Regions from separate parts of the Homo sapiens genome. Here region 2 is linked to region 1. The links are chromatin contacts, found by Hi-C in ENCODE. All regions are on one chromosome and are shown on one strand. Each heading gives the region's core, a stretch centred on a gene start or an enhancer-like site at or near the end of the contact. The rest is flanking DNA. Distances are from core to core; before and after follow the strand shown.

The links. A loop is a pair of places that touch in the nucleus more often than their neighbours do. Pooled maps may share reads with other maps.
Region 2: a map of endothelial cell of umbilical vein shows a loop between it and region 1 (2.8-fold over the local background). The contact joins the promoter of TMEM184B-AS1 here to the promoter of DMC1 in region 1. A Hi-C loop is called at or near these places in 3 of 168 maps with a recorded cell type or tissue (IMR-90, PC-9 and endothelial cell of umbilical vein), 1 of 37 single-sample maps with no recorded cell type and 7 of 50 pooled maps.

Annotation. Positions count from the first base shown.
Region 1 is chr22:38,568,611-38,572,294 of GRCh38, reverse strand. It overlaps DMC1 (DNA meiotic recombinase 1), which reads left to right and starts at 2,112. Exons shown (of 14, transcript NM_007068.4): 1 at 2,112-2,252. It overlaps LOC105373031 (a long non-coding RNA gene), which reads right to left and starts at 1,795. Exons shown (of 2, transcript NR_134627.1): 1 at 1,701-1,795; 2 at 937-1,542. RefSeq lists enhancers at 1,377-1,426, 1,013-1,523 and a silencer at 1,827-2,116.
Region 2 is chr22:38,229,429-38,233,112 of GRCh38, reverse strand. It overlaps TMEM184B-AS1 (TMEM184B antisense RNA 1), which reads right to left and starts at 1,793. Exons shown (of 2, transcript NR_186700.1): 1 at 1,698-1,793; 2 at 865-1,065. TMEM184B (transmembrane protein 184B) reads left to right here. Exons shown (of 9, transcript NM_012264.5): 4 at 1,779-1,869; 5 at 2,369-2,444. It also overlaps the pseudogene RN7SL704P. RefSeq lists an enhancer at 3,399-3,684.

The sequences.
Region 1 (3,684 bases), core at 863-3,362:
TTCAGGTCTTAACTATAATCCCACTGCCTATTTTTTTATTTCTAAAAATATCATAAAAAGACACAAAATTTTAAAATTGTGTAGAGAAATTGTGGACTTCCTGAAGGATTTGAAAAATTAGGCAAGCTATATTATCCAGTTAATAATTGACACAAAAGCTCTGGTTTGCCATGTTCTATATTGTGGATAGGAAAGTACCATTTTGCCATGCAGGATATATTTTTTTAAATATAAGCATACTTAACAATCTTTCATGGCTTCTGAGTTTTGTAGCATACTTAAAAAGATGTTTCTTATTACAAAGTAATTTTAAATATCCCATATTTTCTTCTAGTACTTTTATTATTTTATTGTTCAGATTTAATTTTTTGATCTGTCTGGAATTTATTTTGGTATAATGTGTAAAGTGTGGTTCCAATTTTATTTTTCTTCCAGATGGTTACCTAGTTGTTCTAACACTATTCACTGAATTCATCATTTCTCCACTGATGTGAAATGCCACCTTCATGATATTCAGAGTTTTTGTATGATACGAAAGACAATTTTTTTGGTTCCGATTTTAGTGGAAAGTCTTCATGTGCACTTTTTAACTGTCCTAGAGTTTGTTGTTGTTTTAAATATCTTAAAAGTTGTCTCTAACCATCGATATGATACCCAGATAAGATTTTTCTCCTCCCTTCATGAATTTGTCATTACCCAGCTCATTTTAGTTTTTTTAAGTGTACTGCACACAACCTTCAAATATTATGAACATTTCTCTCTCCCAGCTGTCACTACACCAAACTACATATGTTATATTTCCCTAAATCATCTTGCTGTGCTCTTTGCAGCTCTTCTGTAGACTGTTGATGTCTTCACCTAACGAGTTGCTCAAAAGTTCCCATAATTATTTAGGTGAGGCCTCAGAGCGAAAGCCTTTCACCACTATCCAGTTCCTCCCCCAAATGGGCATTCATCTCCATATAACAAGGACGACTGTGTTTGGGGGAAAATAACAGATTTGGAAGCACAATGGCAGTTATTTGTTGGCTCTTAAAACAATCCACCTGTTGGGGGGGTGCGTCCTACACAAAATGCCAACTGCTATTGTGGGAATGTTTTGCTATTTATTCCACCAAAATGATTCAGACAGAAAAAACAAAAAGGATCGCCCTGTACTAGGTCTTGAACCCAAAGAACTGTTTGCACAGAGATTCATCCAAGATACATCACAGCCTCCACCTCGGCAGCTGCTCTCTCAAATGTTTCCTGACTCTCCCCAAGTCAGTCTCCGCGTGAGGGGAGGAGGAGGATGCTGCCAGCGATGGCGCTGCTGGCACGAAGGCTGGCCTGCGACTTCTATTTAAAAGCTGAACCAAAATATACTTGGCGTCTGTGGTCTATTTAAAACTTCAAGTTAAGACAGAGAAAAAATTACTCTCCATCCTGAATGGGCCTCGGGTGTCTCAATCACAGACAAGAGTGGCAAATGGTGAGAGTCAGAAAGTGGGAAATTAGGAACGCTGAGGGAGCACGGCCAAACTCTGAAGCCAGCATGAAAACCTGGAGGTGAAAAGAGAAGCCATGGGCAGCGGGGGCGGGGGGAAACGGGCCCGGATTCGACCTTCTAAGCCAAGGCTCCATCTGCAACCCTCGCGACCAAGACCTATCGCCAAAGTCAGCCACCTCTGCTCATCGCCCCTCCCCCGACTCAAGGCTACCTCCTCAGAACCCCGCCTCAGGGTCTTCTCCCGGACTTTAGCGAGGTGCTCAGCTCGAGGGACGCCCCAGCTCAACGGTCTCCCTTCAAGGCCCCGCTCCTCAGCGCGCTCCTTCCACAGCGCCCCTCCCTCCCTCCCTCCGTCATCCCAGCTCGCCACCCGCTGGGGCTCCTCTTCGTTTTCCGCGCCTCAGCCCTCGCCCCGCCCCCTCGCCCTGAGCCCCCTCCAGGCCACGCCCTCTGGTCCCCCCACCTGTGAGCCCGCTCGTTCCCCGCCCTTCGGTCTTCGCCCCGCCCCCATTGCTCCCCGCCCCTCGTCGCCCTCTGTAGGCCTGCTCCCTCCCCGCCCTTCCACCCTCACCCTGCGCCCCGCCCCGGCCCCTTGGTCCTCGCCCCGCCCTCCTCGTTTGGCGCCAAACCCTGTGGTCAACGGCGCGCGGGTCTCCAGGCTCCGTGTTCTAGGCCCGAGTTAGAATCCTGTCAGCTGAGGAGGTCGGGCGGGGCAGAGGGGCTTCACCTTGAAAATCTCGGGGAGACTGTGGGTACGAGGGGGGTAAGTGGCAAAAACGAACAGCGTGCGAAGACTCTGAGGGGACGCTCGTTTTGAGAAGGCGCGCTTCCCTTTCTCGCTCCTTTTTTGGGGTCCCTGGGCTAGTGACTTTGAGCGTTCCGCTCCGACCTTTGGGGAGGAATTTTAGTGATCTTGAGGGATTTCCAACCTCATTTTCAATCGAATCGGACCTGAGTCTAGGAGAGCCCGCCTCATCCTCCTGACCAGGGAATCCGGTGTCAGGAAAATGTCCGGCGGCCGCAGGGGGTCTGCCCAGGCCTCCTGCTGAGGGAGGCGTCGAGGGCGACCCGACCGCGCTGCTGCCCCCACCAGAGGGGACAGCTGGGTCGTCTTAAACCGGGGGATTGGGGAGCCCTACTTTCAATCCAACGGTTCAGTCTATCAACGGCTCCTTGAGAGATGGGGGACAATCTTTTCATTTCATCACGGGGAGAAGAAATGAATGCTGTTTTTCTCTTCGATGGGGACAGTAAATGTGGAATTGGGGTACTCATAGCTAGCCATCTGAAGGACAGTGTCCCCGAAGATCCCATCCGAACGGTCTCGGTTGCCTTCCATCCTTTGCCGTTTGAGGTGCTGGGTGGTAGGACCCTGCTCCTGCCTTAGTATTAATGGTTCGTTCCCTTTGTTCTAGGGTCCAACCCCTGACTTTGGTATCAAATGAGGAAATGGAATCGACCAAGAAAAATGATGATTTGGACCGCATTTTATTGTAATAAATAAACACAATCACGCCTTGTGGATTCCTGAGATTTCTTTTTGAGTCTACAATGTTAAAAACTTTAACTGCTTATCAGCCTTAATATAATATTATGATCCACCAATTTTTTTTTTTTTTTTTGAGACTGAGTCTCGCACTGTCGCCCAGGCTGGAGTGCAGTGGCATGATCTCGGCTCAGTGCAACCTCCGCCTCCCAGGTTCAAGCGATTCTCCTGCCTCAGCCTCCCAAGTAGGTGGGATTACGGGCGCCCACCACCACGCCCGGCTAATTTTTTTGTATTTTTAGTAGAGACGGGGATTGGCCAGGCTGGTCTCGAACTCCTGACCTCGTGATCTGCCTGTCTCGGCCTCCCAAAGTGCTGGGATTACAGGCATGAGCCTCCACACCCGGACCACCATATTTTTAAATCTTAAAAAAATCATGAAACTAGTAAATACTGTGAAAGAAAGTATAGCTAATGTTCTATGAAACAAAAAGGTGGATGTTACAGGAGTACCCATTCATAATCAGCAGGCAGGAAGGCATTCATCATAGATGAGAAAAATAGAATCCATTTATTGAGGACAAAGTTGGAGGTGTCAGGGAGGACACAAGGAAGAATGATATAATGTCAAGGTTCCTAGAGTATTGTTGTTAAACATAAACAAGAAAGGTTAAAAGCAATATGCAATTCTAAATAACATTCAAGGCAG
Region 2 (3,684 bases), core at 544-3,043, 340 kb after region 1:
TCACCAGGGCTTTCCACGCTCCAGTTCAGTCAGTGAAACTGTTGTGGTGTGCCCCGTGTGTGCCATGAGTGGCACCTGTGTCCTGAGGAAGGCGAGAGGGGGAGACCAGTCATTGTGACACAGGGTGGGAAGTGTCTGCAAATCAGGTTCCGTGGGTAGGAGGGCACTCACCTCCACGATGGTCACCGGGGACTTGTCACACTGGGTGCCATCCCAGCTGGGGTTGATGGATCCTGAGAGTACAGCGGGAAGGGTGCTAGAACCTCTGGGATCTGGGAGTGCAGAAGCACCGAAGGATAAGAGAACCTGCTCTGGGGAGAAGTGCAGCATTAGTGCTGCTCGGGAGTGGCGGGAGCTTGGGCAGGGACCAGGTCACCCATTGAAAGATCAAGTGCCAAGCTGGGCGGCACCAGGGAGCCTAAAAGGACTCTGTACTGCAGGGGCTGGCGGGGTCAGATGAGAAGAAGCCCTCTGGCTGGAGGGCCACCGTGGCTCCCTCGACCTGTTCTGACCCTGTTCTGCCCCTCCCCTTGGCCTTGTGCCTTTACTGGATGCCCATCCTCATTCCCATGTCCTCACCCTGGCTCTTCCTCTTGCGTTCTTTCATTTTGGGTACCGTCTGCTGCACCCCTTCCCCCGCCTTCTCCACACTCTCCTCCATCCTGGCATGTCCATTTGCCTCTAGCACCCTGCAGGCAGCAGCCTTCATTTTGCTGACCCAGAAGGAACCACCTGACCAGGAGACCCGTTACAGCGTGTTGCTGTATTTATAGCATCAACATTTACAGCAGACTTGCTGTGCCATCACTCCCGGTGGCAAATTTTGGGTCTTTGTGGAGATGTTGAGCCGAGTCCCAATTTAGAATGAGCAGCCCAAGCTTCCCAAGGTTTTTACTGTGTTCTGTGTGCTGCCGTGTGCTTTGTTGTAGCTCATAGTGCTGTGCGTATTCCGGATACCGCTACAGGTTGTTGACTGGATGAAGGTTCTTCCCTCTCACTCCTGCTTGGAATTTCTCCCAAGATTTTCACAGAGACTGTTTTGTTGTTATCTTATAAAATTGTGACCTGTAACACACAAGTATGTAAGACAAATATTTATTTATAAATACATTAGAGATGAGGTCTCGCTATGTTGCCCAGGCTGGAGTGCAGTGGCTGTTCAGAGGTGCGATCCCACTCTGGAGTTTGACTTGCTCTGTTTCCAACCTGGGCTGGTTCACCCCTCCTTCGGCAACCTGGTGATCCCCCACTCCCAGGAGGTCACCGTACTGCTGCCAGACTTGGTGCAGACACCAGATCAGTGTAGCACACTACAGCCCAGAACTCCCAGACTCAAGACGTCCTCCTGCCGCAGCAGTAGCTGGGACCACAGGCGCATGCCACTGCGCCCGGAAAAACTAATAAAGGCAATACTGTTTCGCCCCAGGGTCGACACTGCCAGCCCTCCCAAACCTCCTGAGTACCCACCCTTACCTCAGCCTCCTCTGGCCTCCCCACATAACCCTGAACTCACGACAGTCCCTTCATAGTATTACGCCAGTGCAGGGGTGCATCCCGGGATAAGATAATTTAGGTGTGCCGGGTTTTGAACTTAGGAGTGGGAGGTCAGATGTCTGTGTTCTTGACGGGCTCCTTTTGCACAACCTTATGTCCCCCAGCCTCCTCCCTGTTGCCACACACAGCTGTGGCTCTTTCACCTCCATTGCTGTTTAGAATCCCAGCATCTGCGGACCCATTCTGCTGATTTGACTGGTTTCTCCTGGACACTCTCTTCGCAGCCTTGGTCATCTATAATTTCCTGAGCCTGTGCTATGAGTACCTAGGAGGAGAAAGTTCCATCATGTCGGAGATCAGAGGAAAACCCATTGAGTGAGTATGGAGTCTTCCCAGAGCCCTAAACCACCCCGTTTCCTGGGCCTGGTGTACCTCGAGCCGTCCTGGCACCAGCTGGACACAGACCATGTCTGCCCGTGACCTTGACCTGCTGTGCCTCACCACATTTCCTGAGCAACGCCATTCTTCTGGGCGTTTTAGGAGGGCCTCTGCGGCTCAGTCTTTCTCTCTCTGTCTCTTCCTGTCTCAGTCTTAGTGCTTTCCTGTCTGTTTCTGCCTCCTGCAGTTTTTACATTCAGAGCTCTCCAAGTTGGTTTGTCACCCCAGGGCCAGTGCAGCCCTGTGTCCCTCCGCCTATGGCATGTGCGGATGCCCTGCCATGCCTCTCCCTGTGCTTGGCCTCGGGTTCAAAGTCTGCCCAGAATGTGTGCCCCAGCTCGTCTGGATGGGTGGGAGGGCGGCCTTCCCCACCCCACTGTTCCCAAGTCCTGGCTCTTCACTCACTGCCACTGCCTGCTATGCTTGTCTCTTCCAGGTCCAGCTGTATGTATGGCACCTGCTGCCTCTGGGGAAAGACTTATTCCATCGGATTTCTGAGGTTCTGCAAACAGGTGTGTGCCCCCAGCAGCTGCCTAGCTCAGGAGGAGCAGGGCGGGGTCTGGGAGGCCCTGCCGTGGGCTGCCCTGGGCCCCACCTTAGAGGTCCCCTTTCCTATGAGGCACCCCAGGCCCCCAGCACCCACCCCCCGAAGCTGTTAGGCAGATACCACATTAGCAGGGTGTGCTTGGAGGGGCAGCGACCGACATCCTGGGAGTGTCTGTTGCACTGTGGGCAAGAGCTGATCCCAGACTCTTGCTCGTGTGACCAAGTCTCAGTGTGTGTGAAAATCAGAAGAAGTGCGTGGGGATTCTAGAACCTCCATTTGAAAACTTCTCATCAGCTGCAGCTAGGGGGCAGGAGGGTTTTGGCATTAAAGACACACGCCAGAACAGGCCTCTGCCGTCTCTTCGTCTCTCCCTGCATTTCCTGGTTGGCAATCCAGCCGCTCTAGCTTCCTGGGCTGACTTCCCTGTGGTCTAGAGTAGCCTTGGCAGTCCAGCCGCTCTAGCTTCCTGGGCTGGCCTCCCTGTGGTCTAGAGTAGCCTTGGCAATCCAGCCGCTCTAGCTTCCTGGGCTGACCTCCCTGTGGTCTAGAGTAGCCTTGGCAATCCAGCCGCTCTAGCTTCCTGGGCTGGCCTCCCTGTGGTCTAGAGTAGCCTTGGCAATCCAGCCGCTCTAGCTTCCTGGGCTGACCTCCCTGTGGTCTAGAGTAGCCTTGGCAATCCAGCCGCTCTAGCTTCCTGGGCTGGCCTCCCTGTGGTCTAGAGTAGCCTTGGCAATCCAGCCGCTCTAGCTTCCTGGGCTGACCTCCCTGTGGTCTAGAGTAGCCTTGGCAATCCAGCCGCTCTAGCTTCCTGGGCTGACCTCCCTGTGGTCTAGAGTAGCCTTGGCAATCCAGCCGCTCTAGCTTCCTGGGCTGACCTCCCTGTGGTCTAGAGTAGCCTTGGCAATCCAGCCGCTCTAGCTTCCTGGGCTGGCCTCCCTGTGGTCTAGAGTAGCCTTGGCAATCCAGCCACTCTAGCTTCCTGGGCTGACCTCCCTGTGGTCTAGAGTAGCCTTGGCAATCCAGCTGCTCTAGCTTCCTGGGCTGACCTCCCTGTGGTCTAGAGTAGCCTGGGTGGGGGCAGTGTGGTGGGGTCGCTCAGTGTGTGGGCCTGGGTGTCTGACCATCTGAGCCTGATTTCCAGCTTTTCCTCTGACTCTGTGACCTTGGATAATTGGCTTACCCTCTCTGAGCTTTAGTTTCCTCCA